2 separate regions of the Mus musculus genome follow, and region 1 is linked to region 2. A link is a loop called in an ENCODE intact Hi-C map of the cell type or tissue named here. Cell type or tissue: heart. All regions are shown on one strand. Each heading gives the region's core, and the rest is flanking DNA. Links, peaks and the distances in the headings are about the cores only.

Region 1 (15,758 bases), core at 4,904-12,903, 53 kb after region 2:
ATGTGTTTTCCTTGGTTTAGTCCCTGGGAGCTCTGGGGGCAGGAGTCTGTTTAGTTGATATTGTTGTTCTTCCTATGGGGTTACAACCCCCTTCAGCTCCTTCAGTACTTCCCCTAACTCCTCCATTGGGGACCCCATGATTGGTTCAATGGATGGCTGTGAGCGCGTTTGCCTCTGTATTGTTCAGGCTCTGGCAGAGCCTCTCAGGAGACAGCTATATCAGGCTCCTGTCAGCAAGCACTTGGTGTCTACAATAGTGTCTGCATTTGGTGATTGTATATGGGATGGATCCCCAGGTGGGACACTCTCTGGATGGCCTTTCCTTCAGTCTCTGCTCCACAATTTGCCTCTTATTTCATTTAGACAGGAGCAATCACAGGACTTTTTAGAACCAGCAGTATACTTCCTTATGAGGAAGACTTGATGTCCCCTTTTAAAACTTGGCATTATTTTTATTATTATTATTATTATTAAATCATTTTTTACAGTCCAGTCCTTAACCCTCTTCTGGTTTACCATCTGACAGGCCCTAATCTCATTCCTTTATCCCCCAACCTCCCTGTCTCCAAGAGGATGTCCCTCCCATCCCCCATCCCACTAGACCTCCCCCTCCCTGGGATCTCAAATCTCTCCAGGGTTAGGTGCTTCTTCTTTCAACGAGGCCAGACCTGGCAGTGCTCTGCTGTATATGTGTTGGCCACCTCATGTCAGCTGGCGTATGCTGCCTGCTTGGTGGCTGAAAGATCTCAGGTGTTAGTTGAGACTGCTGGTCTTCCTAAGAGGTCGCCCTTTTCCTTAGCTTCTTCCATCCTTTCCCTAATTCAACCACAGGGGTCCTCGAATTCTGTCCATTGGTTGGGTGTAAGTATCTGCATCTGGCTCTTCCAGCTTCTGGTTGGGCCTCTCAGAGGGGTGCCATGCTAGGTTCCTGTCATGCATGTCCTTATGTGGTCACCTTTACCTATTTCCTTGTGATTCTTACAATATATTGGTTTAGGGAACTTGTTTCTCCATAAACCTTAAGAGCTCTCGTTTTGTTCTGCATCTTCTTAGTGGATGTTTCAATTGACTCAATAAACATTTTAGGAGACATGCTCATTGACTCTGTTAAAATCAGGACTTGAAACACATTAAGAATAGGATGTCTTGCTGTGCCTGCCAAGTGTCTTCTACTCTTCTGTGATCCTTTTATATCCTGGTTTCCTACCCGCTTGGGTGGAATGTGTTAGAAGCATGTTCCAGTTGTTAGTGTGGTGGTTCCTAAAGGAAGGGAACTAGATCACGGGGACTACACTCTTATGAGTGGATCAATGCTCACTTGATGGAGTTGGTCAGGTTTCCCGGGACTGGGTGGTTTTGTATTTTGTTGTGAATATTTTTCTAGGCATGAGATCAAAAATTTTTCTTAAAAAGTAAAACAAAGTTATATGAATTTGTTTTTCTTTTGAAAAATATTTATTTATTTATTTACATCCCAAATGTTGCCCCCTCCCTTCCCCTTCCTCTCTGAGAGGGTGGGCACCCCTCTGGATATTCCCCCTTCATAGCACATTAAGTCTCTGCCAGAGTAGGTATATCCTCTCCCACTGAGGCCAGATGAGGCAGCCTTGTTGGGGAAGAGATACACAGTTGGGCTACAGCTTGAGGAAGAGCCTCTGTTCCAGTTCTTAGGAACCCACATTAAGACTGACCTATTCATCTGCTCCATATGTGCTGGGGTGGGGGTGGGGGGGCTCTTTCCAGCCCACGTCTGTTCTTTAGTTGGTGGCTCAGACTCTGAGAGCATCATTAATAATGTCAGGGTGCTTACCTGCACTGGCTGGGTTTGTGTGTCAACTTGCCACAAGCTGGAGTTATCACAGAGAAAGGAGCTTCCCTTGAGGAAATGCCTCCATGAGATCCAGCTATAAGGCATTTTCTCAATTAGTGATCAAGGTGGGAGGGACCATTGTGGGTGGTGCCATTCTTGGGCTGGTAGTTTTGGGTTCTATAAGAAAGCAAGCTGAGCAAGCCTGGGGAAGCAAGCCAGTAAGCAATACCCCTTCATGGCCTTTGCCATGGCCTCCTGCTTCCAAATTCCTACCAGTGTGTGTTCCAGTCTTGACTTTCTTTGGTGATGAACAATGTAAGCTGAATAAACGCTTTCTTCCCCAACTTGCTTCTTGGTCATGATGTTTTGTGCAGGAATAGAAACCCCGACTAGACTACGACATTGCCCCTAGGATGGGATTTCTAGTTGAGCCTGTTATTGGTTGGCCTCTGCTCCATCTTTGTTCCTGTATTTCTTTAAGGCAGGACAAAGTTTTTGTTGAAGGTTGAGTCTTTATCCCTCCACTAGGGGTCCTGCCTGGCTACAGGAGGCAACCTCTTCAGGTTCCATGTCCCCACTGTTAGGCTAAGGTCACCCATATTGACTCCTGGGAGCCTCCCCCATCTTAGATCTTCAGGACATAGCAGCTGTATTCATAATAGTCAGAAACTGGAAACAACCCAGATGTCTCTTCACCAAAGAATGGATACAGAAAATATGGTTCATTTACACAATGGAACACTATTCAGCTATTAAAAACAAGGACATCGTGAATTTTGTAGGTAATTGGGTAGAACTAGAAAATATCATTTTTAGTGAGTTAACCCAGACCCAATAGGACATGCAAAGCATGTACTCACTTATAAGTAGATATTAGCCATAAAGGACAGAATACCCATGGTACACCCTACAGACCCAACAAAGTTAAAAAAGGAAGGCCCAAGTGAGGATGCTTGATATAGCTGTCTCTTGTGAGACTATGCCAGGGCCTAGCAAACACAGAAGAGGATGCTCACAGTCAGCTATTGGATGGATCACAGGGCTCCCAATGGAGGAGCTAGAGAAAGTAACCAAGGAGCTAAAGGAATCTGCAACCCTATAGGTGGAACAACAATATGAACTAACCAGTACCCCCAGAGCTATTGACTCTAGCTGCATATGTATCAAAAGATGGCCTAGTCGGCCATCAGTGGAAAGAGAGGCCCATTGGTCTTGCAAACTTTATCTGCCCCAGTACAGGGGAACGCCAGGGCCAAGAAGTGGGAGTGGGTGGGTAGAGGGTGGGAGGAGGTTATGGGGGACTTTTGGGATAGCACTGTAAATGTAAATGAGGAAAATACGTAATAAAAAATATTAAAAAAAGAAAGGGGGAACAATGTAGTCATAGAAGGCAGAAGGAGGGAGTGAAGTGGGTGGGAAAAAGGAGAGGGGGAGGGGAGAAGGGAGGGGGAGAGGGGAGAGGGAGGAGGATGGGCAGGGTCAAGTGTGGGGAAAGAAAAGAGAGATGGTGGGGGGGCTTGAGAATGAATGGTGGTGGTGGAGGTGGTGGTGGTGGTGGTGGTGGAGGTGGTAGTGGTGGTGGTGGTGGTGGTGGAGGTGGTGGTGGTGGTGGTGGTGGTGGTGGTGGAGGTGGAGGTGGTGGTGGTGGTGGTGGTGGTGGTGGTGGTGGAGGTGGTGGTGGTGGTGGTGGTGGTGGTGGTGTTGGAGGTGGTGGTGGTGGTGGTGGTGGAGGTGGTGGTGGTGGTGGTGGAGGTGGTGGTGGTGGTGGTGGTGGTGGTGGTGGTGTTGGAGGTGGTGGTGGTGGTGGTGGTGGAGGTGGTGGTGGTGGTGGTGGAGGTGGTGGTGGTGGTGGTGGTGGTGGTGGAGGTGGTGGTGGTGGAGGTGGAGGTGGTGGTGATGGTGGTGGTGGTGGTGGAGGTGGTGGTGGTGGAGGTGGAGGTGGTGGTGGTGGTGGTGGTAGAGGTGGTGGTGGTGGTGGAGGTGGAGGTGGTGGTGGTGGTGGTGGTGGTGGTGGTGGTGGTGGAGAATCCTTAGGAAATCCCAGAGACTAGGTTGTTTTTCTTTGCCAATTAAAATTATTCCAAAAAAAGAGAGATGGTTTGGGCTAATAAAATTTAATGTCTAAAAGAGAAGTTACTATATGGAATATGCTCATATATAGATAGAGCCTCAACTTGAATGTATATTTATAAAAGTCAGGTTTGTTATGGTTTGACTATGAAATAGCCCTCAGGAGCTTATGTCTTTGAACCCTTGGTGGAGACTCTGGGTTGAGGGGCTGTGAGACCCTGAAGATGTGTAGACTAGCAGGAGGAAGTAGGATTCTGGGGTTATATAATCTTTTCTGTCCCTTTCTCTGTCTCCCGCAGCTGTAAGCTCTCATTACTGTGGACAGGAACGAACTGTTGATACCACAGCACTTTTCCTCCATGATGACCTGAGGGCCCCCAAAACTGAGCCAAGAGAAGCTTTCTGCTTGTAAGTTGCTTCTCCCAGGTAGCTTATCAAAGCAAGGATAGCTAATAAAGTTTTATTGATAAACCCATAGAGCGAAATACATGCATCTTAACTATAGATCTGAGAAATAGTCAAATACCTGAGAGCAATGTTAGAGAAGTGGAAAGGGTTAGTACATGGGAGGAATTGAAGGGAGGAAAGGGAAAGTGGGAAATGATATAATTTCAAAAAATAATTGTAAAAATCTTATATTCAGTTCCACCAATAATGCAAGAGAAGCATTTTCTTACCAAAACATAATTGGGAGGCCACAGAGATAGATCATCAGTTAAGAGAGTGCCTTGCTCCTGCAGAGGATCTTGTGTTGGATTCCTAGCTCCTATATGGCAGCTTACAACCACTTATAACTCAAGATCTATGAGGAACTAATACCCTCTTCTAGTCCTGAAGGCTCATGGGTGCGTTCCCTGCACATAAATTCTTACATGTGCACATAAAAATAAATACATATAGATTTTTAGAACTTATGATTGGTAATCATTCTAATATCAGCCATTCAAAATGGGCTTTGGGCGGGGGCTCTGTCATTGTTATTAGTCTCCCAAATGATTATTAATGTTGACATGTTAAGTGTTTTACTAGACAATACAAATATTTGCTCCTACCAATTGCAATTATAGCTGCTTCTTCCTTAATAAATGCAACTTGGCATTGCCTACCGTGTATCTCATCGTTAAGTAAACATGAATTAGTATAACTTTTATTTTAAGATTTATTTTGAGGGCTGGAGAGATGGCTCAGTGGTTAAGAGCTCTGGTTGCTTCTCCAGAGGATCCCAGGTTCAGTTTCCAGCGCCAACATAGCAGCTCACAACTCCAGTTCCATGGGATTCAGTACACAGACACAACAGTGTACAATAAAAAGCAATTTAAAAAGGATTTACTTTGAAACCATCATTTGCTGTTTGTTTTCAAGGTACTTAGTGTTCATGTAATTTCTTTCCCATGCATGGTCACGTGGGTCTTCTGTACCACCTTTAATGCAAGAGCTCTGAAGTAGAATATCTAACTCAGTTTGTACTTAGTGAGATACATGTTTAATTCTGTAAACTTTATGTAGACGACTGTGCCTTTTAGTCAAGAAAACTGTCAAGCCATTTTTTCTTTTTTTTTAATTGTTATTTTTATTAGGTGTTTTCTTCATTTACATTTCCAATGCTATCCCAAAAGTCCCCCATACCCTCCCTCCCCCACTTCTCTACCCACCCACTCCTCTACCCACCCACTCCCACTTCTTGGCCCTGATGTTCCCCTGTACTGAGGCATATAAAGTTTGCAAGACCAATGGACCTCTCTTCCCAGTGATGGCCGACTAGGCCATCTTCTGCTACATATGCAGCTAGAGTCAATAGCTCCGGGGGTACTGGTTAGTTCATATTGTTGTTCCACCTATAGGCAAGCTATTTTTTCATGCCATGCAATAGTAGATAAAGACTAAAGTACCTTATCTACACAGATTTCTCTTTTCTCATATTTTGAAATTTACTGATGATTCATTGTCCCTACTTTGCTTAAGCTTTCAACTAATTTTCTTTTGTAACTTTGAACACTGAATATTTAATTCATTCCCTTTTCATTTTAATCATAAAAACATTTGCACTGGGGTGAAGGGATACATTCTTCATATCTTTTTTATTAAAGGGGTAGTTTTTTGATAGTTTTATTATCTTATATAAAATTAATGTTTGATGATATTAAAATAATATCTGCAAATGAAGTGAATTTCAAATTGTTATGAAATATAGTTTTCTACATGAGAACACATATTGGGGTTCTTGAGAGAAAAATAATGGGTTGTCTACACATACATACACTTGATGAGATTGTGAGAACTTTCTAATGCCATCAGAGAAGCAGAGTTCTTGGAAGATGTGTGGTATGCTTAGCCACAGTCTACAGGTCTGAGAATGTACAAAGGAGGCAGGTGTGAGGTTAACTGAGGTTTGAGCCTGGAAGTAATGATGCTCGTGGAGGAAGCGATAAGTGTCTGGATCCGAAAGAGTTAACTTGACTTCTCCAGCTTTGGTTTGATTTAGGCTTCAATGGGTTGGATGGCCCTATTTTCACTGAAGCCAACCCAGGTGCTTTGCTCCTCTGGACACACCCAGATGTGATGCTTATTATCGCTTAGCTGAGTCAAGTTGACACATAAAATTAACCACCACTCTATATATTTATGATGATTTAATATTAAATTAAAATTTAAAATTAAATATCAATTAAGTTAAAAATCTCATATTGCTTCAATATCTTCTCATGTATTTTAACAAATGGCACTCTATTGTACACAGAGAATGTGGGAAGCCGCCCTCACATTTGCCATTATAAGATGGCGCTGACAGCTGTGTTCTAAGTAGTAAACATAATCTGCACACGTGCAGGGGCAGTTTTCCCGCCATGTGTTCTGCCTTTTCCGTGATGACAACTGGGCCAATGGGCTGCAGCCAATCAGGGAGTGACACGTCCTAGGCGGAGGATAATTCTCCTTAAAAGGGACGGGGTTTTGCCATTCTTTTTCTCTCTCTTGCTTTCTTGTTCTTTTTCTTGCTTTCTTGCTCTCTCTTGCTCTTGCTTTCTTGCTCTTGTTCTTTTTCTTGCTCTTGCTCTTCTTGCTCTCTGGCTCCTGAAGATGTAAGCAATAAAGCTTTTGCCGCAGAAGATTACGGTTTGTTGTGTCTTTCCTGGCCGGTCGCGAACGTGTGTAAGAAGAGAACACTGTATAGGTAGTGAAAACATATCCTGATGATCTCTGTCTACATCACGAAACTGCCTCCTTCACAGAACCTCACAGAAGCGGAGGCAGAAGAGTGAGATCTGGGACATGGAAGAAGAAAGGAAGGAAAGAAGGAAGGGAAGGAGGGGGAGGAAGGAAGGGAGGAAGGAAGGAAGGAAGGAGGGAGGGAGAGAGGAGAGGAGGGAGGGAGGGGGAAGGAAGGAAGGAAGGAAGGAAGGAAAAAGGGGGAGAGGAGGGAGGAAGGGAAGGAAGGGAGGAAGGAAAGAAGGAAGAAGGGAGAGAGGAAGGGAGGAAAGGAGAGAGGGAGGGGGAGAGAGGGAAAGAAGGAAGGAAGGAAGGAAGGAAGGAAAGAAGGAAGAAGGGAGAGAGGGAGGGAGGGAAGGAAGGAAGGAAGGAAGGAAGGAAGGAAGGAAGGAAGGAAGGAAAAAGACCCTCTAAATTAATATGATCATGCTCCTACAAACTCACAGAGAGGAGGGTAGCATGCCCAGGGCCTGCACAGGTCTGCCCTAGGTAGATGAGGTTTGGTCTGCTGCTTTGTGTTCTAATGCTGAATTCTGTGCCCAATGGGAAGGTCTAGGCCTACGAGTGAATGTTTATGTTTACAGGCTTTTGCTGTGCAAACCTTGTTCCTTGATTTAAAACTACTGGCTAAATAAAATTGGCTACAGGCAGTTACTGGAGGGATCACGGACAGGCAGGTTTGGAGTTACCTGCTTGGGTGTGGAGAAGAGAGAGGAGAGAAGAGAGACCAGGTGGAGAAGGAGGAAGAAGAGAGGAGGAAGTCACCATGAGGGGAGATGGATGGTGAGCACATGGCCAGGAGAAACAGCAAGTATTTGGGGTATAACCGCTGGAGAGGTAGCCAGACTGGTAGGTAGAACAGTAGACTAGGGGTCCCCCCTCCAGTAATTGTCAAAACTAACTAATCACAGTCTGAGTCTCATTTATTTGTAAGGCAGTCAGGAATAAGCTTAGAGCGGTTCTGCTGCACTAGGTCTCCTCTCTATCTCTGTCTCTGCCTGCCTGCCTGCCTGTCTGTCTGTCTCTGTATATGTATGTATAATATTTATGTATGCATATATGTATACATAATGTATAGTGTGTGTGTGTGTGTGTGTATACATGGTTTCCTGTTTAGTGTTTCTATAGGACTCATGTGTGTGAGAGTGGGTGCTTCTCCGACTCCTGTGCCCTTCCGTCATTCTCCTTTCCTTCTGTTTGCCCTGGCCAATTCCGCTGTGACAGATTCTAATTTATCTTACTTTGTTTATTTTATTGTGATCCTTCAGCCCGTTTGTTTTCTAATGAGAGACAAAAAGGAAGTGGACACAGATGGGAGGGTAGGTGGAGAGGAACCAGGGTGGGGGCATATCGGAAGGGGAAACTGTAGTCAGGATATATCATGTGAGAAAAAAAAAGCTATTTTTAATAAAAGGAAAAAAGATGGCCCAAAAGGAAACTGCCTCCTATGAGTTTTTCCATGCACTTGACCTGTCAGACATTAAGTAATACATGCAATTATTGTCTCCAAACTATTGTTCAAAATGAATCCTAGATACCCCAGAAGATACAAATTAGAGTCTCTGTGACAGGTCAAATATGCTATGGAAAGTTCAGGGGATAAGGTTTTTTTCCAATGGACTGATTTTTTTCTCCTTTTAAATGCCTTGTTTTATCTCAGTTAGATCTGAAATACATTGATGAAACTAAGCTTCCTCAAAGGATTGGTAGTATCGCTTCTGCAATCCTAGCTAAAGGCTTATTACGATTGTCTCACACTAGAACGACATTCATCATATTGTCTATTTAAAATTGTATACACCCCCCAATCTTTTCCTTGACTATTTATTGTCAACCAATGTCCATAGAATAAAGTTTGAATTGCGCAAGGTGACACCTGAACAGGGCCCCATTCGGGCCCACTCTGCTTCAACTCATTTCACCACGAACTCTTGGATCACGTGACTTTTTTGGAGGCTGGTCCTTAGTAGTCAAGTGCTATGTGGACCCATCTTTCTCTGCTCAGCATTGCTCTCGCCCTTCCCTCTGTTTAGCCATGGAGCTCACCGATGGGCACTCATTTCACTTTGAGTGCCTGTTTCTCAATCCCCTAAAGAGTCTTCCGGACTTTTCACCTGTATCGTTTTTCCCACTTCCCAGGGGGAACTTCAATTCTGTTTGCCTCTGAGTGTCTTCTCCAGATCTTGCCAAGTTTGTTTTTGTTTTGTTTTGTTTTGTTGTTGTTTTTTAACAATGCATCTATCTCTTCTCTTACATTCAGCTCTTATCAACATTTACAGCTTCGATGTACTCAAGTTTTTAAAACATATTTTAATTTTATTGAGGAAGAAAGGCAAAAGATAATGTTTCTAAATTCTAGAACATGGAATCTTTTGTAATCTGCTCTTTGATCCAGTAATAAATAGAAGCTGGCTTCTGTAATTGTTACTTTTTGTTTTTTGACACCGTGACCAAGTACTGGACAGAAACGATTTGAGAGGTGCCAGGTTTATTTTGGCTCCTGGTTTCCGAGGGAATATTGTATCCCAGAGGAAGGACAAGGTTCCATAGTGGAATAGGTCATGTTAGCAGGAGTATGTAGCAGCTTTTATTATAGTAACAGACAAGAATGTGGAGAGTTCCAGAACAAGAAATGGATACAACTGTTCAAGTGTATCATCAGCAACCCACCTGCCCTGCTAACTAGTGTCTACAATTTCCCAAACCAAGGCCACCACTGGTAACCAGGTGTTCAGAAAATATAAACCTGTGAAATAATATTCTCCTTGAAATTCTAAAAGCCTTATGGGGAAATTAGTTTCTATTTATAGAAATTGCATTCTAGTCTTGTTACTAATACTTGTGCTAGTTTTTAAAAATTATTATTGTGAATATTCATGTGTATGTGTGTGCGTGCGCGCACACACACATGCATGCACACATGTGTATATTGTATGGAGGCATCTCATGCCAATGAAAAGCTAATGGCCTATTAGCTGAGACTATAGGGAAAAGAGAACGGTGAGAAAATAGACTGGACTCCATAATCAGAGTAAACCAAGGATGGGCCATTGGACAGAACAGACTGCTATGTAGATTCCTGCATTACTGTTTAAATACAGCTATTAAAAAATGTAAAAGCCGGGCTGGTGAGATGGCTCAGTGGGTAAGAGCACCCGACTGCTCTTCCGAAGGTCCAGAGTTCAAATCCCAGCAACCACATGGTGGCTCACAACCATCTGTAACAAGATCTGACGCCCTCTTCTGGAGTGTCTGAAGACAGCTACAGTGTACTTACATATAATAAATAAAAATAAATCTTTAAAAAAAAAATGTAAAAGCCATTCTTGGGTCATCCATCTACAGGAAATGGAGAAGATCCACCCTGTAGTCTGAATTTTACAGACCGTCACTTTAAGCAAGCACACTGACCTAATGTTTGATACCTAATAAGTATTAGCATGCCATCATTTCTTATGGATTCTTCCCAGGTAGAGTCAATCTTAAGAGTTAATTCAGTGGCTGGTTAAATTATGTATGGAAAAATGATAAAGAGAGGATTTTTAAATTTTTTTCTAAGAAATAGAATCTATTACTCTTCTCCAATTCCCCCAGTCCCATGAAGGAAAATTCTTTGTTTTGAAGATAACTTTGATGATGACTGAGACAGAAACTCCCAAGAGAATGCCCCCAAGAAGCAAGAGATGACATGCTTCTTAAAGAAGCACAATATCATCTGAGTTCTTTTTCTTTCCTTCTCACAAAAAAAAAAAAAAAGAAAAAGAAAAAAAAAAAAACCTAACCAAACAAACCAAGGAACCAACTTCTTGAGGTTTGAAAACTGAGTTAAAGTGTAAGCTGCCTGGGACAGTAGAAGAAATTAAGAGCCATTGTGTGTGTATGTGTGTGTGCTAGACTGATGTGCATAGAGTTAGGAGAAGAGACAGTGGGATTGCTAAGGGGTCTACATAAATACATGGATGAAATTTCATATCACTGCGACCAACTACCCGACAAGTGCAACTTAAGGGAGGAATGGTTTATTCTGGCCCGTAATTTACGGAGCACAGTCCATCATTGCAGACAGGTGTGACTGCAGGAACAGAGCCAGCTGGAGGTGTTTGGGGTATGAAGCTGCCTGCTCACGGCTCAGAGATCAGTGAGTTGACAGCCACAGTGTAAAGCAGACTGTCCTATAATCCGAAGTCCCTCCCCACAGCCCTTAGTTCACTACACATCCTCCAAAAATATCCCTCCCTGCCGAGGCTGAGTGAGCACTGAGCTATGGAGGGTGTTGTATATTAAGACTCACAACAAGGAAAGGAGAAATGGAGAGAGGTGGCTTGAAGAAACTATTTAAAAATGTACTGTAAAAATAACTCTCATTGTATCACAATTTTATTTTCTTGACTCATAATTTATTATGCTAAGACTCAGGCTTTATGGGAAGTGAGGAGAGTTTTGTTATGGAAATAAAGTAAACTCACAGTCCTTCACAGAAAACTCTTGCCTGATTGAGTCTCATGCAGTCTTGCTTATTGATTGGGACCAATGGTAGGATCCAGTCAGGACTCATTAGAACCGAAAGCTCTGTTTATCTTCTATTAGCAGTTTCGAGGCAATCAATGTTGATAGCTATACCTCTGAAATGAATAAAACTCACTGCTTTTCTTCAGAAATAAATGAAATGAAGTTTATTAAACACTTGGAATAGAATCAGCAATCCGCTAAGGGGCATGTGTGCTTACAAGTCTATTATTGCATCAATTAACAAGGTATATTTGGTGTTACTGTAGCTGGTAGGGACCTCAGATATCAGGGCAAGCACCTTCTCTGTGGGCAGAGTCTATGGATCACAGGGGAAAAAATAAAGCCCAGGGTCGGGAGGAAAAGCTCCAAAGAATTTGGCATACAATTTTTGGAGGAGAGGTCTCTTCCAGGTCAGTCCAAGCTGTATAAGGAGGTTCTGACTCAAGCAAACCATGTTGCATGTTTAGATGTGTCTGCTCATCCCAGGTGTACTGGCACAGAGATCCTTTATTAGACACTTTGGCAAGATGGTTCTTTATAGGTGGGGTATTCTGCTCATTCGAGTCCCCAGCTATCATCTACCACTGTTCCACAGTGCAAATGACAGCCCTCCCTCAGGCTACATGAAACAAACAAACAAAAAAATGTTTTTCTCTAACATTACCAAATAAAGTATTCTTAGCTTAATATTATTGGTCTTGTTCTTGAAATCAAAGAAAATAGTATCGAATTTGCTTAGTGGGAAAGATCCTGATATAAAGCTTTGAGCAGTCTGAGTAGAACAGTCGTCTGGCCTGGAATTTTCTGAGAGCACTGGGAAACTATAGCCTACATTTTATCCCGTTATTTATTGTCCCGTTCTGCCGAGTTTTTTCCTTACAAGTCTATTTGCACTTGGTTTGCCCTAAGGAAAAGGAAGGTACAGATTCCTCATTTGTCTCTGCTACTGGGTGTTATTACTTGGGAAACGTCAAGGAAAATGCCAAATAAATAGATAAAATATGCCAGAAGCACCGGCTCTCACCATCAGGAGGGAGGGAAAAAGAGCGAATGTTTAAGGTTTAAGAGACAGAGATAATAAAAAGCTGTCATATTCTGAGAAGAGACAAAGGACTTTCTCAAACATATGTAACTTGGGTCTGAGGATTAATAAAACGTCAAAGCCTTACTTTGGTAACTATTTGTATCAACGGTTGTTTGGTTTTTATCACACTGGAAAGGTTGTAGTTCTATTGAGATTAGTGGACATACTCAGATATTGGGCAATAGCCTTTATCTGTGATCTTTATTAGATGAGAAGGCAAAGGCCATTCACTCAGCATTGCACCTAGGGACCTTCTGGGGAAAATCCTTCCAGCTTCCCTGGTGGTTACAGGTATTTCAATAGAATCCAGCTAGAATGAGCCCAGACTGCTCCAGAGGCGCCCACTCTCTCTTCAGTGGATTTTCAGTTCTTCCCCCCAAATTCCTAGACACAGATTTACCCCTGGCCTGTCTTTCTTCCTATCCCCAACACATCAAGTCTTTAAAAGAGTTTCTTTCATTTTAGTCTATGGACAAGAGTGGTCCCTTCCACAAAAACAAACAAACAAACCACCAACCAACCAAACAAAAACACCCCTCAAAGAAACCCAAACCAAAGCCCTAAATACTTTTCTAATTAATTCAAGTTCAAAAGCCAATTTTCCAGATCCAAGCACTGTAAATTTCTAAGGAAAGATTTCTTATATCATAATTTAAGAGTCTCCATGAGTAATTTAAAGTAGGTGTTTCCTCAAAGTGTTTAAGTGATCAAAAGAGAGCAACCCAAAATTTGGTACATCTGTGACATGAACTTTGTTATTCACTAATGTATCAGTAGAGTACTCTGCCAAGTTTTACTCATTCACTTATATTTTTAGATACTTAGTACTTAATCTCAGTGGTAAGAGAATCTAAGCATTTTGGTAAATGAACATACCCGACAGTTATTAACTACTTGCTTGGCCTTTGCGTTAGCCATTAGCCATGCAGCAGACATGCAATCTTGAGTGTGGTAAGAAAGGAGGCTATTGATAGTTGTTTTGGATTTTATTCTGCATTTTTTATTTCTGCATGTTTTTTTTTAGATGATGATTATTATCAATGTTTCCCAGCCTGGTCCCCAAATACTGATACTCTAAACTATACATGAAGGAAAACTTCTATTGTAACTTGAATTCTAATTTAAAAGCACTTGTTATCACAATGAAACACAAGCATGTGAGCTAAAAAAAAAACCACCTCTCACTGCTCTGCAGCTGTCCATAGTTGTGCCAGCTGAGTTATTTAACTTACTAAATTGTAAGTATATGCATCTTGGGGAGTGCAGCATCAAATGAACAGTAGGAGGAGAGGAGGAGGAGAAGGAGGAGGAGGAAGAGGAGGAGAAGGAGGAGGAGAAGGAGGAGGAGGAACAAGCACAAGAACAAGAAGAACAAGAACAAGAAGAACAAGAACAAGAAGAACAAGAAGAGAGAGGGAAAAGGAGACACACACACACACACACACACACACACACAGAGAGAGAGAGAGAGAGAGAGAGAGAGAGAGAGAGAGAGAGAGAGAGAGAGCAGGAGCAGTCACTTGCAATAGAGGATAAGACATTTTCCAAATCAATGACCTTTTCAAATAACACAAATGTGGCTGTTGAGGGTTTATTAATAAACCGTATACACAACCCTGCAAGAAAGCACTTTGAGGTGAGGCATGCATTCCTGAGAATGCTTAGGATAAGAATTCAAGAAGGGAAAATGGCTCAAGGTTGTGGAAATTGAAATGACATGCAGGAATACTACTGAGCATGCTCGGTTTTCCTCATAAAGTTTTGACAGAAAATAAATGAGAAGACATTATGAAAGTGTATTAGTATCAGGGTTTGCCCTTAAGGGTGTTTGCTTACAGGTGTTAGCTGCTAAGATTATTAACTGAATAGAATAGCTGTTTTTTTCAGCCCCAGTGGCGAGTCATTGCCTTCCACAGAGCAGCCCATGAGTAACGAATCAAAATGTGCAACATGACAGACCCTCCCTTTTAGTTGAACAAATTGTAGTTACAGCATTTGGTTTGAATTTTGTTTGATTCAGATATTCATTGGTGCAGATACTGATTTTTTTCTGTAGCTAGTAATGCAGTGAAGAGCCATAGAGAGGAGACAAGAAGTACACAAGGCCTGGTAAGGATGCAAGCACTGCTTCTGAAAATGTAAGCAGTAATGAAGGCAGAGAAAGGGGGGCTGCTATTAAAATACGTTTTTAAGTTTCCATCTCCTTTCAAGCAGTTATTGTTGTGTGTATCTCCATAGGTTTGTGTGCTTGGACAGCTAGGCAGGTGATAACGCACAAAGATTGACATTGCAATCTTGCACAAGATGAGCGATGGCGGCTAACTTGTGTCTAATGACTTCCAAGTCATTCTGTCCATGAAAGTCACAAAATCAGACAAGGTTTGGAAGTGGAAGAAACTTTACTAATTGCATAATCATTATTAATTTTGTCATTAATATTAATATTTATTTCAATTCCACCTTACCAAATATCTCATTTCATTTAATATGTGAGAAATAATGAGTCTTCAAGATGAAATAATATTAAAGTTAATTGAAGTTAGTGGCTAAACGGAGACTGTGAGGACATGACACTAATTCCTCCTCTGCTTCCTTTCTTTTTTTCTTTCTTCTTCTTTTTTTTTTCTTTTTTTTTTTTTTTTTAGATTTGTTACCAGGTAAGTATGCATACTTTATTCTTTATTTACTTGAATTTTAAACACAAAATATCTTGGAGTTTTAGAATTGTTTGCATTAGTGATTAATTTATTGTATTATAACCAATACATCAATACAATATTCTAGTTAGCAAATTCATCAATGTTTGATACTAACTTTGATTTCTAGCTGAAAAATAATTTTGCAGGAGTTTGTGAAAAGTTATTGAAAATTAAATAATAGATAATAGGAACCTTCTCATAACCCTTACTTAATTGTTTAATATCTATCTTCATATATAGAGAATATATATATATATATATATATATATATATAATTTGCTCAGTCTGAGTAATGTAATAATGTTTCTTAGATAGATGTTTTTAGGGTTAACCACTAGGTGTTGGATCACCAGTTAGTGTGCTTTTCCCTGGGGAAAACTAT
Region 2 (15,758 bases), core at 3,174-11,173:
TGTGCCAGCACCAATTGTTGAAAATGCTGTCTTTCTTCCACTGGATGGTTTTAGCTCCCTTGTCGAAGATCAAGTGACCATAGGTGTGTGGGTTCATTTCTGGGTCTTCAATTCTATTCCATTGGTCTACTTGTCTGTCTCTATACCAGTAACATGCAGTTTTTTATCACAATTGCTCTGTAGTAAAGCTTTAGGTCAGGCATGGTGATTCCACCAGAGGTTCTTTTATCCTTGAGAAGACTTTTTGCTATCCTAGGTTTTTTGTTATTCCAGACAAATTTGCAAATTGCTCCTTCCAATTCGTTGAAGAATTGAGTTGGAATTTTGATGGGGATTGCATTGAATCTGTAGATTGCTTTTGGCAAGATAGCCATTTTTACAATGTTGATCCTGCCAATCCATGAGCATGGGAGATCTTTCCATCTTCTGAGATCTTCTTTAATTTCTTTCTTCAGAGATTTGAAGTTTTTATCATACAGATCTTTCACCTCCTTAGTTAGAGTCACGCCAAGATATTTTATATTATTTGTGACTATTGAGAAGGGTGTTGTTTCCCTAATTTCTTTCTCAGCCTGTTTATTCTTTGTATAGAGAAAGGCCATTGACTTGTTTGAGTTTATTTTATATCCAGCTACTTCACCGAAGCTGTTTATCAGGTTTAGGAGTTCTCTGGTAGAATTTTTAGGGTCACTTATATATACTATCATATCATCTGCAAAAAGTGATATTTTGACTTCCTCTTTTCCAATTTGTATCCCCTTGATCTCCTTTTGTTGTCGAATTGCTCTGGCTAATACTTCAAGTACTATGTTGAAAAGGTAGGGAGAAAGTGGGCAGCCTTGTCTAGTCCCTGATTTTAGTGGGATTGCTTCCAGCTTCTCTCCATTTACTTTGATGTTGGCTACTGGTTTGCTGTAGATTGCTTTTATCATGTTTAGGTATGGGCCTTGAATTCCTGATCTTTCCAAAACTTTTATCATGAATGGGTGTTGGATCTTGTCAAAACTTTTTCTGCATCTAACGAGATGATCATGTGGTTTTTGTCTTTGAGTTTGTTTATATAATGGATTACATTGATGGATTTTCATATATTAAACCATCCCTGCATCCCTGGAATAAAACCTACTTGGTCAGGATGGATGATTGCTTTAATATGTTCTTGGATTCGGTTAGCGAGAATTTTATTGAGGATTTTTGCATCGATATTCATAAGAGAAATTGGTCTGAAGTTCTCTATCTTTGTTGGGTCTTTCTGTGGTTTAGGTATCAGAGTAATAGTGGCTTCATAAAATGAGTTGGGTAGAGTACCTTCTACTTCTATTTTGTGAAATAGTTTGTGCAGAACTGGAATTAGATCTTCTTTGAAGGTCTGATAGAACTCTGCACTAAACCCGTCTGGTCCTGGGCTTTTTTTGGCTGGGAGACTATTAATAACTGCTTCTATTTCTTTAGGTGATATGGGACTGTTTAGATGGTCAACTTGATCCTGATTCAACTTTGGTACCTGGTATCTGTCCAGAAATTTGTCCATTTCGTCCAGGTTTTCCAGTTTTGTTGAGTATAGCCTTTTGTAGAAGGATCTGATGGTGTTTTGGATTTCTTCAGGATCTGTTGTTATGTCTCCCTTTTCATTTCTGATTTTGTTAATTAGGATTTTGTCCCTGTGCCCTTTAGTGAGTCTAGCTAAGAGTTTATCTATCTTGTTGATTTTCTCAAAGAACCAACTTCTCGTTTGGTTAATTCTTTGAATAGTTCTTCTTGTTTCCACTTGGTTGATTTCACCCCTGAGTTTGATTATTTCCTGCCGTCTACTCCTCTTGGGTGAATTTGCTTCCTTTTTTTCTAGAGCTTTTAGATGTGTTGTCAAGCTGCTAGTATGTGCTCTCTCCCGTTTCTTCTTGGAGGCACTCAGAGCTATGAGTTTCCCTCTTAGAAATGCTTTCATTGTGTCCCATAGGTTTGGGTACGTTGTGGCTTCATTTTCATTAAACTCTAAAAAGTCTTTAATTTCTTTCTTTATTCCTTCCTTGACCAAGGTATCATTGAGAAGAGTGTTGTTCAGTTTCCACGTGAATGTTGGCTTTCCATTATTTATGTTGTTATTGAAGATCAGTCTTAGGCCATGGTGGTCTGATAGGATACATGGGACAATTTCAATATTTTTGTATCTGTTGAGGCCTGTTTTGTGACCAATTATATGGTCAATTTTGGAGAAGGTCCCGTGAGGTGCTGAGAAGAAGGTATATCCTTTTGTTTTAGGATAAAATGTTCTGTAGATATCTGTCAGGTCCATTTGTTTCATAACTTCTGTTAGTTTCACTGTGTCCCTGTTTAGTTTCTGTTTCCACGATCTGTCCTTTGAAGAAAGTGGTGTGTTGAAGTCTCCCACTATTATTGTGTGAGGTGCAACGTGTGCTTTGAGCTTTACTAAGGTGTCTTTAATGAATGTGGCTGCCCTTGCATTTGGAGCGTAGATATTCAGAATTGTGAGTTCCTCTTGGAGGATTTTACCTTTGATGAGTATGAAGTGTCCCTCCTTGTCTTTTTTGATAACTTTGGGTTGGAAGTCGATTTTATCCGATATTAAAATGGCTACTCCAGCTTGTTTCTTCAGAACATTTGCTTGGAAAATTGTTTTCCAGCCTTTCACTCTGAGGTAGTGTCTGTCTTTTTCCCTGAGATGGGTTTACTGTAAGCAGCAGAATGTTGGGTCCTGTTTGTGTAGCCAGTCTGTTAGTCTATGTCTTTTTATTGGGGAGTTGAGACCATTGATATTAAGAGATATTAAGGAAAAGTAATTGTTGCTTCCTGTTATTTTTGTTGTTAAAGTTGGCATTCTGTTCTTGTGGCTGTCTTCTTTTAGTTTTGTTGAGGGATTATCTTCTTGTTTTTTCTAGGGCATGGTTCCCGTCCTTGTGTTGGTTTTTTTCTGTTATTATCCTTTGAAGGGCTGGATTCGTGGAGAGATAATGGGTGAATTTAGTTTTGTCGTGGAATACTTTGGTTTCTCCATCTATGGTAATTGAGAGTTTGGCTGGGTATAGTAGTCTGGGCTGGAATTTGTGTTCTCTTAGTGTCTGTATAACATCTGTCCAGGCTCTTCTGGCTTTCATAGTCTCTGGTGAAAAATCTGGTGTAATTCTGATAGGCTTGCCTTTATATGTTACTTGACCTTTTTCCCTTACTGCTTTTAGTATTCTATCTTTATTTAGTGCATTTGATGTTCTGATTATTATGTGTCGGGAGGAATTTCTTTTCTTGTCCAGTTTTTTTGGAGTGCTGTAGGCCTCTTGTATGTTTATGGGCATCTCTTTCTTTAGATTTGGGAAGTTTTCTTCAATAATTTTGTTGAAGATGTTTGCTGGTCCTTTGAGTTGAAAATCTTCATTCTCATCCACTCCTATTATGCATAGGTTTGGTCTTCTCATTGTGTCCTGGATTTCCTGGATGCTTTGAGTTAGGATCTTTTTGCATTTTCCATTTTCTTTGATTGTTGTGCCGATGTTCTCTATGGAATCTTCTGCACCTGAGATTCTCTCTTCCATCTCTTGTATTCTGTTGCTGATGCTGGCATCTATGGTTCCAGATTTCTTTCCTAGGGTTTCTATCTCCAGCGTTGCCTCACTTTGGGTTTTCTTTATTGTGTCTACTTCCCTTTTTAGGTCTAGTATGGTTTTGTTCATTTCTATCACCTGTTTTGATGTGTTTTCCTGTTTTTCTATAAGGACTTCTACCTGTTTGGTTGTGTTTTCCTGTTTTTCTTTAAGGACTTGTAACTCTTTAGCAGTGTTCTCCTGTATTTCTTTAAGTGAGTTATTAAATTCCTTCTTTATGTCCTCTACCATCATCATGAGAAATGCTTTTAAATCCAGGTCTACCTTTTCAGGTGTGTTAGGATGCCCTGGACTGGGCGAAGTGGGAGTGCTGGGTTCTGATGATGGTGAGTGGTCTTGATTCCTGTTAGTAGGATTCTTACGTTTACCTTTCGCCATCTGGCAATCTCTGGAGTTAGTTGTTATAGTTGTCTTTGTTTAGAGATTGTTCCTCTGTTGATTTTGTTACCCTCTACTAGCAGACGTGGGAGACTAGCTCTCTCCTCTGAGTTTCAGTGGTCAGAGCAGTCTCTGCAGGCAAGCTCTCCTCTTTCAGGGAAGGTGCACAGTTATCTGGTGTTTGGACCTCCTCCTGGCTGAAGATGAAGGCCCAAAACAGGATCTTTCCCAGAAGCTGTGTTGCTTTGGCCAGGAAGGTGGCCGGTTGTCTGGAGCCGAAGATGGCGCCGCCTCAGAAGGTCTCTCTCATGTCCAGTCTTAATTAGTCCTTTCCAATGGACGCTTCCTTATGAGTGGGTGGCACTGTTTTAGATAAATCAAGGGGACAAAAATCCTAGCATGCTACATTTTAGACTACAAAAGATCATCATATGGAGAAGATTTTGTCTACAGAAATAAAATAGAGCATTTTACCATCAGGAGCTTGTGAAAATTCCTAGAAAGGTTTAGGTGTGAATTCGCTTGTTATCTAAGAACTCAGTTTTGAATTTTCAATGTGTACTACGTGGATTCTGTGGCACTATACAAAGTTTTTAGTCACAAAATGCAACAGTAAATTGTTCTTTGCTAATAAAACTTGAATAAAACAAAACATCTGGATGAAGAAAACTCAGAATACTATATAATTTTATGAGATAAGCATCAGTAGAAATAACTGAGTAATTCTGGTTGACTTTTGGAAATTGTGCAGTTTTATTTTTCTTTTCTTCTTCCTTCCTTTCCATCCGTCCCTTCCTTCCTCCCTCCCTCCTTCCCTCCCTCCCTTCCTTTCTTCCTTCCTTCCTTTCTTCCTTCCATCCTTCCTTTCCTCCCTCCCTCCCTCCCTCCCTTCCTCCCTCTTCCCTTCCCTTCCCTTCCCTTCCCTTCCCTTCCCTTCCCTTCCCTTCCCTTCCCTTCCCTTCCCTTCCCTTCCCTTCCCTTCTCCTTCCTTCCTTCCTTCCTTCCTTCCTTCCTTCCTTCCTTCCTCACTAATTTATTTTTATACATTTACTTTTGAGTACACTTTAGCTGTCCTCTGACACACCAGAAGAGGGCATCTGATCCCATTCCAGATGGTTGTGAGCCACCATGTGGTTGCTGGGAACTGAGCGCAGGACCTCTGGAAGAGCAGTCAGTGCACTTAACCGCTGAGCCATCTCTCCAGCCCCTGCAGTTTCTTAGTATCATCTATGTAGTTTTATTATCTAAAAGCTGAAGAAAAAAATAGAGAAAAAATGGAGTATACATAATTCCTCTCTTAAAAATACAAGATGATTACTTATGAACACTTAGAGTTAACTTATTCCTGTTACTGTTGAATATGAATATGCCTTTGCTCATTAATTGTTATCTCTACTTATAAGCATAGAATAGAGTAGCTCAAATTATGAAATAACAGGTTTCTGTGGCACGAGATATTAATTCATAAGCAAGCAAGTCTGTCTTAGAAGGTTCAATTCTGTTTCTTATATATAAAATAAAACAGTCATGTAAGAACTCAGCTTAACCCAAAGGTAACTCTCTAGGTGGGTCACATCATCAGAGAAAAGGTGGAAGAAAGTGGACGGCATGGTAGGGATAGACCCAAGAGTGTCAAGAAGCCAGAGTGTCCCCACTCCAAGCACTGCTTCTAAAGAGGAGGGCTGAAAAGCCTTTACACATGAGAAGAAGACACGAGGATTGTGGGTCAAAGATATGCAGAGACTCCAGACCAAACCAGATACCTAAACAGGTTTTTCTCTTTTCCAGAATTCCAGTAGCTGGCCCTGCTTGAGTTTATCAGAGCAAATGTACATGGACTCCTATGACTTATTTAAGGGGATTCATTAATAATAGAAATAATAATAAAAATACTCTCCACGTGTTGAGTAAAATGTTAATGATGTATCCACATCTTAACTTCTTAGGTTTTTGTTGTTGTTGTTGTTGTTGTTGTTGTTGGAGGCAGGACCATAATTTAGCCAAGACTAATCTTCTGCCCACGCTGTAGCAGAGACTTAAGTGCTGCTCCTTCTGTCTCCTGACCGCTGGGATTGTGGTAGAGAGGCCTAGGCCAAGATTAACTCTCCACTGCTCCAATTTATTAAAGTCACATAAAAACCCATGGAGCTTCGGTAATTGCTCATGTGTCACTAAAGGCGAGACTGCTAAGTCTCAGGGAATGTATAGATTGCAGTGAGGGAAAGGTGGACCCAGAGCTTGAGACCACTGTCTGTCTGTCTCTACTCTTAGGCTCACAAGTGTTTTGGTCTGGCCTGGGATGACATGGCATCATTCTGTCCACTCTTAACTTCTTTGCCTGGCTTTTATTGACACGAGTGTTGGAAAGGACAATTATTATAGCTCAAATGAAAAAGACTAAGTGAATAGTTCAATAATTGGTGCTTGCCAAAGCTGTGTTTCTCTCCATCCCCTTTTTAGATACAGCTCAACTAGTGATTTAATTGTGCAAATTTTGAATATAATTTCACTCTATTTATAATTGAAACAACTGAATAAACCAGGAAGTAAAAGGATCTTTGGAGAGAAACTAGTAGGAATAAATCTGTCAAGACCAAGTAAGGGACACATGACACCAAAAAGACAAACCTTTATGTTTTGCCAAATACTGAAACAAACAAATATTCCTCATTCACGAGCCATGTATATTTAAGAAACTGTGATGACATGGGCTATTTTGACAGCTCTTCAAAATACCCTTTTTTGGAGTTATTTGTTTTTGTGACAATCCTAAAACACGAACAACCCATGCCTATTCCCAAACACCATTAGATATCACAGATAATGTAGACTTCAATATTTAACTCAGGAAACATTTATTCTTGTGAGGAGAAGTGAGATTGGTTTCTTCAATTTATAAATTATAAACAAACTATCCAACTTCTATGAGGTTTGGTGTTGTCGTGTGTGTATTTGTTGAAATAATACATTTTCAACCAACTTTTTGGGAAGACTCAGTGAAGTTACAAATGAGACTGCTTTGGACATTAAAGATATTTTAGGATTCCTACTTTTAAAAAAATATTGTGTAGCTTTTAAATGTGATAAAGCAGTGAAACTATTTAGATGTAAACAAAATGATGCAACACACTTCCTTAGATTTTTTTTTTGTTGTTGTTGTTATGTTAGTGCATTGGCCTTATAATTCTTATGTACAGTCTTATGTTCTTTTGGAGTGTATACTGCTGATATTTATTCTTGTTATAGATAGTCAGTTATTCATTTCTTCATGCCTCATGTATTTACTGAACTCTGAGTTGCAGATGCTATACTGCTAGGCTCTGACACTGAGTCTACAGCAGGGAAGCAGATAAAGTTGGTGATGCATGTAGGACAGTTTTCACAGGGACATTACTAATGGAGCTGAACTGTAACGGATGAACACAGGCTTTCCAGGTGAATATACAGAGAATTCCAGAAAAAAAAAAAAAACGAAGTAGCGCAGCTTGACATGAATCTTGACTATAAAATCCCTTACGGCATATAAGCAACTTATTTTCAGTATGAAGTGGATGGCAAATAAACAATGGCCTTTAGAGTGTAATCAGTTTGAAAAGGCTAACATGAGGCTCCTGGACTAGAGGTTCACAAGTTAAGGGGATTGCCATTTTTCTATGGAAAGCATATGACTAACAGCAGGGAGCATGAACACATTCATGTATCAGGAAAATAGTGGATGGAGCTTGGGCAGATGTGCATGGGAGGAGGAGCTGCATTGGAGAAGGAGCTGTTAAGGCACAGGGTGCCGCTGGGTAAAGATTGTGGTCTGCGTCTGTGGTCACATGACTTTTACTTTGTACTAGACAAGGTGGCCGGGGGCTGCTCAGGTGACCGGCAGGTGGATTCAAGGCCTGATATCTGGGTGTGAGCTGATGAGAGTGAGAAGTGGGATCTTAATGGTGTGCTGACGTCTTTGATATTATTCAGGGAGGAAACATGGAAACTCTGGGATAACGATGAAGTTCGCCTAGTCGTTAATTAGCTTAATTTGTAGTGCTTGGGAAATATACAGGTGTGACATTCAGTTTAACAGTGGAGATGTGAGTTCAGAGCTCAGGATAAGGGAGTTAGAAGTGTCAGCAAAAGCCCCCTCCATGAGATGGAGCCTGTCCCTGACACTGCTTGGGTGGCAAGAATGTGAGACTAGATGGGTCAGAGATCAAGGGGAAGACGACCAAATACTACTGTTCTGCGCTGGGAACGTAGCAATAAAATGATTTCTAATGACATTCTGCTATACTCATAGATCATTGCTCAGACATCATCAAAAAAGTTTTCTTCTGCAGCAGGTGGGAAAAAGTACAGAGGACCACAACTGAACAATGTACACACCCAGTCCTAAATGGTGTTTCTATCAAATCTCTCCCCTTGAAATTCAGGAAACCCTGCTGAAGAGGAGGTATAAAGACTGTAAGAGTCAGCAGAGATATAAGATACCAAGGAAACAGGGCCTTCTAAAGAAGCAGGACTGACACACACGTAAACTCACATAGGCCGCAGCAATGTGCACAGGATCTGCAAGCATCTAATCCAGAGGGGACCCCAGGGCTGAGAGGGGAAGTGCACACAGGCTCACATCCCTCACACAAGTTATCTCCAATTGATAACTGCTTGCAAAGCCAAAAATAGGGTGTTTTGCTTTTTTCAATCTCACAATGAAGTCTCAATGGGTATACAAACCATTCTGAGATCCAAGCCCCGTGTTGAGCAGTAGAGGGACAACACAAATTGACCTCAATGATGTTTTCAGAGGTTATTTGTTCCCTGCTGCTATGAAGGAGCATTTTAGAGTTTTTAGCCTTACAGGTTTTCTGCATATATATTATGGCTTCCAGTTTTGTGTTTTTAAGGGATTTGTGTGTGAACATGTGTGTCTCTGTGTCTGTATGTGTTTCCTGTCTTTTTTCTTTGAATTTTTTCTTGTTTGTTTTTACATATTCTAATATCGTTGTTCTGACTTTGTCTTAGTTTACTTTTTAGATGCCTACTTGTTTTCTAATAAGGCAGAGAAAGAAAAGGTCTGGATTTTGGTGGGAATGGAGGTAGGGATTATCTAGGAAGATTTAGGAGGGAAACCATAATCAGGATATATTTTATTAAAATCATTTTCAATAAAAACAATAGAAAAAGAAGAATCAGCAATACATTGGATGATATGATCTAGAACTGGTATGAAGAGTAATTGCTAAATAAAACCACAAACAAAACTTAAAACTCTCACTGAAGACGAGGAATGGAATCAGAAATGACAGAAAGTGAAGAGATTTAAGAAGCTACTTAGAGATTTATCATGATGAGCACCGAGTAGATCATTGGTTATCTTCATAACTCTTAATAGGTACTCATAATCAATTCTAGAAGAAAGATTTTAAGAAATAGCATGGTTGCTTTGTATTTTCAATGCCCTCAAAAATATTTATTTTTATTTATGTGTATGTAGGGCTGCCTGCTTGTCTGCATGGGCACCGTGCTCGTGGAGGCCAGAAGAGGAAAGTGGATACATTGGAACTAGAGTTGGGGGAAGTTGTGAGTCACCAGGAGTTGAGAACTGAAGGCAGGCCCCTGCAAGAGCAACAAGTGCTTCTAAACTCTGGGCAACCTCTCCATCCTGACCTTATGTATTTTGAGGGAGATGCATATCTGGAAATGATTGGAGCATTCATGAGGCTCCCCAGCTGTTTGGATGCAGGATGCTCTTCAGTTCTTCCACTGTCAATATTCTCTCTTGTTAAGTCGCTAGTATTTTATGACATTCCCAAGATTCCTTGTTTGTGAGCACATTTCTCTCTCAAAAATCATTTAACTATTTTATACATGAAGAAAAATTTTCTTCAGCAGGAAAAATGAGGCCAGGCATGGAATAGGAAAACTTGAAAAGAACCATGCTGTACCGGCTGGGTTTGTGCGTCAACTTGACACAAGCACAGAGAAAGGAGCCTCCCTTGAGGAAATGCCTCCATGGGACCCAGCTGTAAGGCATTTTCTCAATTACTGATCAAGGATGGGAGGGCCCAGTGTGGGTGGTGCTATCCCTAGGCTGGTAGTCTTGGGTTCTATAAGCAAGCAAGCTGAGCAAGCCAGAGGAAGCAATCCAGTAAATAACATCCCCCCATGGCCTCTACATCAGCTCCTGCCTCCAGGTTCCTATCCCATCTGCCCTCCCCCTGCCTTTATGAGGGTGCTACTCCACCCACCCACCGACTCCCATCTTCCCTCCCTGGCATTCCCTAACAATGAGGCATCAAACACCTTCAGGCCCAAGGGTCTTTTCTCCCACTGATTTCCAACAAGTCTGTCCTCTGCCACATAAGTGGCCAGTGCCATGGGTTGCTCCATGTGTATTCTTTGGTTGGTGGTTCAGTTCCCAGGAACATCAGGGGTGTGGCCTGTTGACACTATTGCCCCCTTCTTGGGGCTGCAAAACACCTCAGTTATTTCAGTCTCTTCTCCAAATCCTCCGTTGGAGACCCAGTGCTCAGTCCAATGATTGGCTGCAAGCTTCTGCCTCTCTTTGTCAGGCTCTGGAAGAGCCTCTCAGGAGACAGCCATATCAGACTTCTGTCAGCAAGCACTTCCCGGCATCCACAATAGTGTCTGGGTTTGGTGGCTGTATATGGGATAGATCTCCCGGTGGGGCAGCCTCTGGATGGCCTTTCCTTCAGTCTCTGCTCCACACCTTGTCTCCATATTTCCTCCTGTGAGTATGTTATTCCTCCTTCTCAAAAGCGCCGAAGCATTCACATTTTGGTCTTACCTCTTCTTAGGCTTCATATGGTCTCTGAATTGAATCTTGGGTATTCTGAACTTTTGGGCTAATATTTACCTATCAATGAGTACATACCGTGTTCTTTTGTGAGTGTGTTACCTCACTCAGATGATATTTTCAAGTTCTTTCCATTTGCCTGGGAATTTCATGAAGTCATTGTTTTTAATAGCTAAGTAGTATTCCATTGTGTAAATGTACCACATTTTCTATATCTATAGCTCTGTTGAGGAACATCTGGGTTCTTTCCAGCTTCTGGCTATTATAAATATGGCTGTGCTGAACATAGTATCCTTATTACATATTGGAGCATCTTCTGGGTATGTGCCCAGGAGTGGTATAGCTGGGTCCACAGGTAGTACTATATCTAATTTTCTGAGAAACTGCCAGACAAGAATTGATGACAAATGGGACCTCATAAAATTTCAAAGCTTCTGTAAGGCAAAGGACACTGTCAATTGGACAAAACAGCAACCAACAAACTGGGAAAAGATCTTTACCAATCCTACATTCGATAGAGGGCTAATATTCAATATATACAAAGAACTTAAGAAGTTAGACTCTAGAGAACCAAATAACCCTATTAAAAAATGTGGAACAGAGCTAAACAGAGAATTCTCAACTGAGGAAACTTGAAGGACTGAAAAGCACCTAAAGAAATGTTCAATGTCCTTAGTCATCATGGCAATGCAAATCAAAACAACCCTGAGATTCCACCTTACACCAGTCAGAATGACTAACATCAAAAACTCAGGTGACAGCAGATGCTTGCGAGGATGTAGAGAAAGAGGAACACTCCTCCATTGCTGGTGGGATTGCAAGCAAGACTTTTTGAATCATTTATCATAGCAGCCGTAAGCAGATCATGGCCAGAGAAGTGTCATAATGTAAATAATTAAAAATATGCACAACCTTCAACCTGACTATATTTACACATATTTTTGAATCTAGAGATAAACTAAAATGTTGGTGTTTTTCTAGTAAATGATTTGTACTTTATGATTTGAGTCAGGAGAAAAAAGGATTTCTAGAAAGCAAATATTTTAGGAAATACTGAGATCTTGTTTTCTAAATTTACAAATCTTTTCTTACAATAGTCAACAATATGAAACTTATTTTATGCTCCCAATATTAATAAACAGTCTTATTTTGAAAATATGCATGTATAAAGATATGATCATATGTTATAGACTAGTATTTCTACTATAAATTTCTTTCTTTGGGGGCAATGGTCAGTTTGCCATGTAAAGCAATATGAGACTGAACTAGAAATTATATTCTTCCTTAAGCTCTTGTTGTGTATTGTGGTTCTTATGGTCTAGTCCAGTACCATAATCTTCTTTTACGAAGTCCACTCTTTATTAACATGTCTGAAAAGAAAAGATTAAAAAAAAGTTACCCTATGGAGTTACTTGCCCAAATTACATCTGCTACGTGTACAAGTTTGAACCTGTAAGTTTTGACATAGCTTGTCAGAGTAGAAGCCCAGGTAGGTCTTAAAACCAATGAGACTAAGAAGCCTGAAAGTTAGTTTTGGGTTACTAAATGGCGGTCGGGATTGCAGCAGAGGTTTCTTAGGACCCTGTAACGCCCTCAGGGCATGTTCACTGTTTTGTGGACACTTTCTTGACCTGTGCAATTGTTCACTTATTGTGGTGACCTATCAGCATAAGCACTTAACAAATAGTCCTTAAGTTTTGTTTTATTAATTCCATCTTAGACAGGCATTTCTTAGTTTTAGTGTTTTTAAAGTAGCCGACTGCACTTGCTACTTTTAAAACCTCAAAGCTGCCTTACATTTTATCACGTTCTATTCCAGCCTTTTCCACTCCTGGTGCAATTATTGTTGGCTTTTCCTCCTGGAAGCTTCTATTTCCCCTTCAATGCCTAGTTTTTCTTCATGGACATTTTCAGCTTTACTGTTTGCTTCCAGACTTTAGCATCAGAAACATACCCTCTATTTTGAGTTCAGAAAGCACATTCTTTGTCATTTTAAAAATGTGGAAGAAGATACATAAATTTTTTTTAGAATATTTCAATGTACCAAGACAGACTTTGCTAGATTCTATACTACTGTGTATTTTTTATGTATTGAAATAAAATCAAGGACAACAAAGGAAAGCACTGAAGATCTAAGAAACTGCGATTCTAACCTAGTAGGTGGTCGGATTCAAGCTAAACAACCGCTTAGCAGAATCTAAACAGCCAAGATTATGGGCAAACTGTCTTATTTCACACTTAATTAAACAGACTGGATGACAGATTATCAAGTGGGATCTTTAAAGTTTCAACCTTGCTTTTCATAATGCAAAGCTCCCAACCATATGGAGAAGTTTAGAGGTTATACAGCTGGAGAGGATGACCAATCAGTCTGACTGTAGCAGTGCTTGTCCAAGGGGAATGCCACTTAAAGGATGTTAGTGGGCAATTTTCCTTGGATTTTGAGCCAATGTAAGGTAAGAACCTCATTATTAATGGCTTCTACTTCCTAATGGGTCTAATATGTCACTCTGGATGTATGTGGCTCTTGCTAATGCTGTGATTATGTAACTCAATGAATTTTAGTAATTCACAGCTCCTGGGACAGGCTTAGCCTTTTCCCTCCATGAGTCAGACTGACAAATGTTTACAATGTATAGAGCACAATGTCTAAGCTTAAAAGAAATTGGCACTCACAGGCTAAGGTAAATTAGGTATGCGTAAATTTTGATGAAGAGCAGATGCGGTAAGTATGTAACAAGAAAACTGTCTAGGTCAGTGATGGAAACTCTCAAGGTTGAGTAGATTATTATTAGAGAGGAAGAGGGTCTGGGAAGGCACTGCTTTAGGTAGCAGAAGCAATAGGAGCAAGAGTCAGGGCACATTTTAGTGAATAGTAAGTTAGTCCCTGTGCCTGGGTGTTAGAGAATCAACATGTCTTACTTACTTATTGGGAGCCAGTCCTGGAAGCTAGGATGGGTTTCTCCTATTTACTAAGTTGTGAGACTGGGTTACAAAGCAAGTAACAAAGGACTTTTGCTATAGCTGCCCATGGTACAGAATGAAAGAATTATAGGTAATTGCTTTTTTTGATAGGGAAACTTACAACTACTAAACCTTCTAAGAGATGGAGCTGTTGGATAGCTTCATGGATGTTTGGATAAAACTTTGACCACAATGTCTTTTAACTTAGAATGTTATTTGAAAGTAGAAGCCCTGTCCCTGTAGTGACATCTTCCTCCCATCGGTTACAGATTTATTGACTATTTGCATAGCAAATTTTTACTTTTGAAATTGATCTTGTTAAAAATGAAAACACATGTGCATACACATACAAATAATGTTAAGGTAGTTGCTAGTGATTTTTTTTATATTAAAACTAATAAGCATATTGACTGCCAAGACTGTTATGTGGATTTTGGTTTGAGCTCTAACCATTTACAAAGGGTTTGCTATCATCGATCTTATTCTTACTATCAGAAAATGACTTGGTGAGCTGAAAAGTTAGCAGGTGGCTTCAGACACATATGAGATGTGAGATCATGGCATAATGTCTCACAAAAGAATCTAGAAAGAAAGGTAGTGCTGACATCCAATGACCGGCATCAGCAGACATCTGAACAGGGCTCTGTAGAAAGAGACTTGCAGATAAGAGACCTATACAATATAGACTCCCTTAGTCATACTTGGGGAACCTCAAGTTAGCTCAGGAGGCAGAATTAAGAACACAGACAGATCTTGAAGTACCTGGCACCTGCGGCTACTGCAAATAATTAGCAGAGCCCACCTTCTAAAGATATTAATAAAAGCATCCCACGAAAGGTCTGTTTCTGTCAGTTATTTTCCTATACATTTACTCTCAACCTTTAAGAAAATACTCCAAAGCATGCTGCCCACCAGGTAGAGGCGTCAGAGTCAGGATCAGTTTCTATTCACATGTGGAATCATCAGACTGTGAAGGCCAGGTTTTCCTACTAACTGGTGCAATCCATTATTTCTCATGAAAGTAAGATGCATGAATCCTGACACATGACCAAATCACTACTGGTTAAGACAAGACTTGCATGACGTCCAATATCTGTCTTTTATATGTAGAGCTATCAACAGAATTCAGATGCAGAATTCTCACAGAGAAAGCACTGTTGAATGGAATAGAGGAGACACCTTCATTCAGATAAACCAAACTAAAGTTCCAGAGTGTAATCTTGGAGAACGCTGTCTTCAACTTTTTCTTCACTGTGTGTATGGGGGGCGGGATGTAGGCAAGGGGAAGGAAATGATGCATTTGGCATGTTCTAAAGTGAGATATGTCATCACTTTCAATGACTTAGAGATTTGAAACAAATACAGCTATCAACACATAGGAAAGGGTTTATATTTAATATTGTTTCCTTTGGAAATTTCTGGTTTTCCAGCTAGGATTTGTTCCACCGCTAGGTTGTTTGGGTTCACTCTGATTTATTGCTGAGTTCATACATCTCTTGTCTCTTCTGTTCTAAGGGGAAAGAAGTCATTGATATTAGCCGTATGACAGTGGCAGCATGTGTCCCAGTGGATGATAACCCTGGCTATAGACTGTAAGCCTGAGTCTGCAGAGACTGACACACAGAGTACAATGACAGGAATTTAAGTAAGTGTGTCACAGAGCTCGTGTTTCCCTAGAGATAGCTGGGTGAATGGCAAGGAAATGCTCTGACGTTCTTAGTGATGTATTTAAAGCAGTTAGTACGCCCTCCCTCCCTCTGCTCCCTTGTTACATGGCCATTGCTATTTCTATTAAAAAAAAAAAAAAGGCAGTTTGAATTTGTACAAATGGATAATTCCATACTTGCAAGGGTGAGAAATGGTTCTTTAAAGCCAGTATTGACTTGATGATGGTAATAATAATAATAATAATAATAATAATAATAATAATAATAATAATAATGAAGTTCTGTCAGAATACGAGATGAAGAACACAATTTAAACACATTCCTTAAAGGCCC

Evidence for each region. Peaks named below come from ENCODE experiments on the same cell type or tissue, not always from the same donor. Only the 100,000 strongest peaks of a DNase experiment are listed, where the experiment ranks them.
Region 1: a loop joins it to region 2, with 2.4 times the contacts of the local background. A loop is called at or near these places in 2 of 42 quality-filtered maps.

What each region holds. Positions count from the first base shown.
Region 1 is chr14:103,921,129-103,936,886 of GRCm38, forward strand. No RefSeq gene overlaps it. Among named protein-coding and RNA genes, the nearest start is that of 4930518C04Rik, 30 kb to the left of the region's middle. In heart, for the core only: no CTCF peak of the experiment used is centred there; a DNase peak (open chromatin) is centred at 8,383.
Region 2 is chr14:103,870,046-103,885,803 of GRCm38, forward strand. No RefSeq gene overlaps it. Among named protein-coding and RNA genes, the nearest start is that of 4930518C04Rik, 21 kb to the right of the region's middle. In heart, for the core only: no CTCF peak of the experiment used is centred there; no DNase peak of the experiment used is centred there.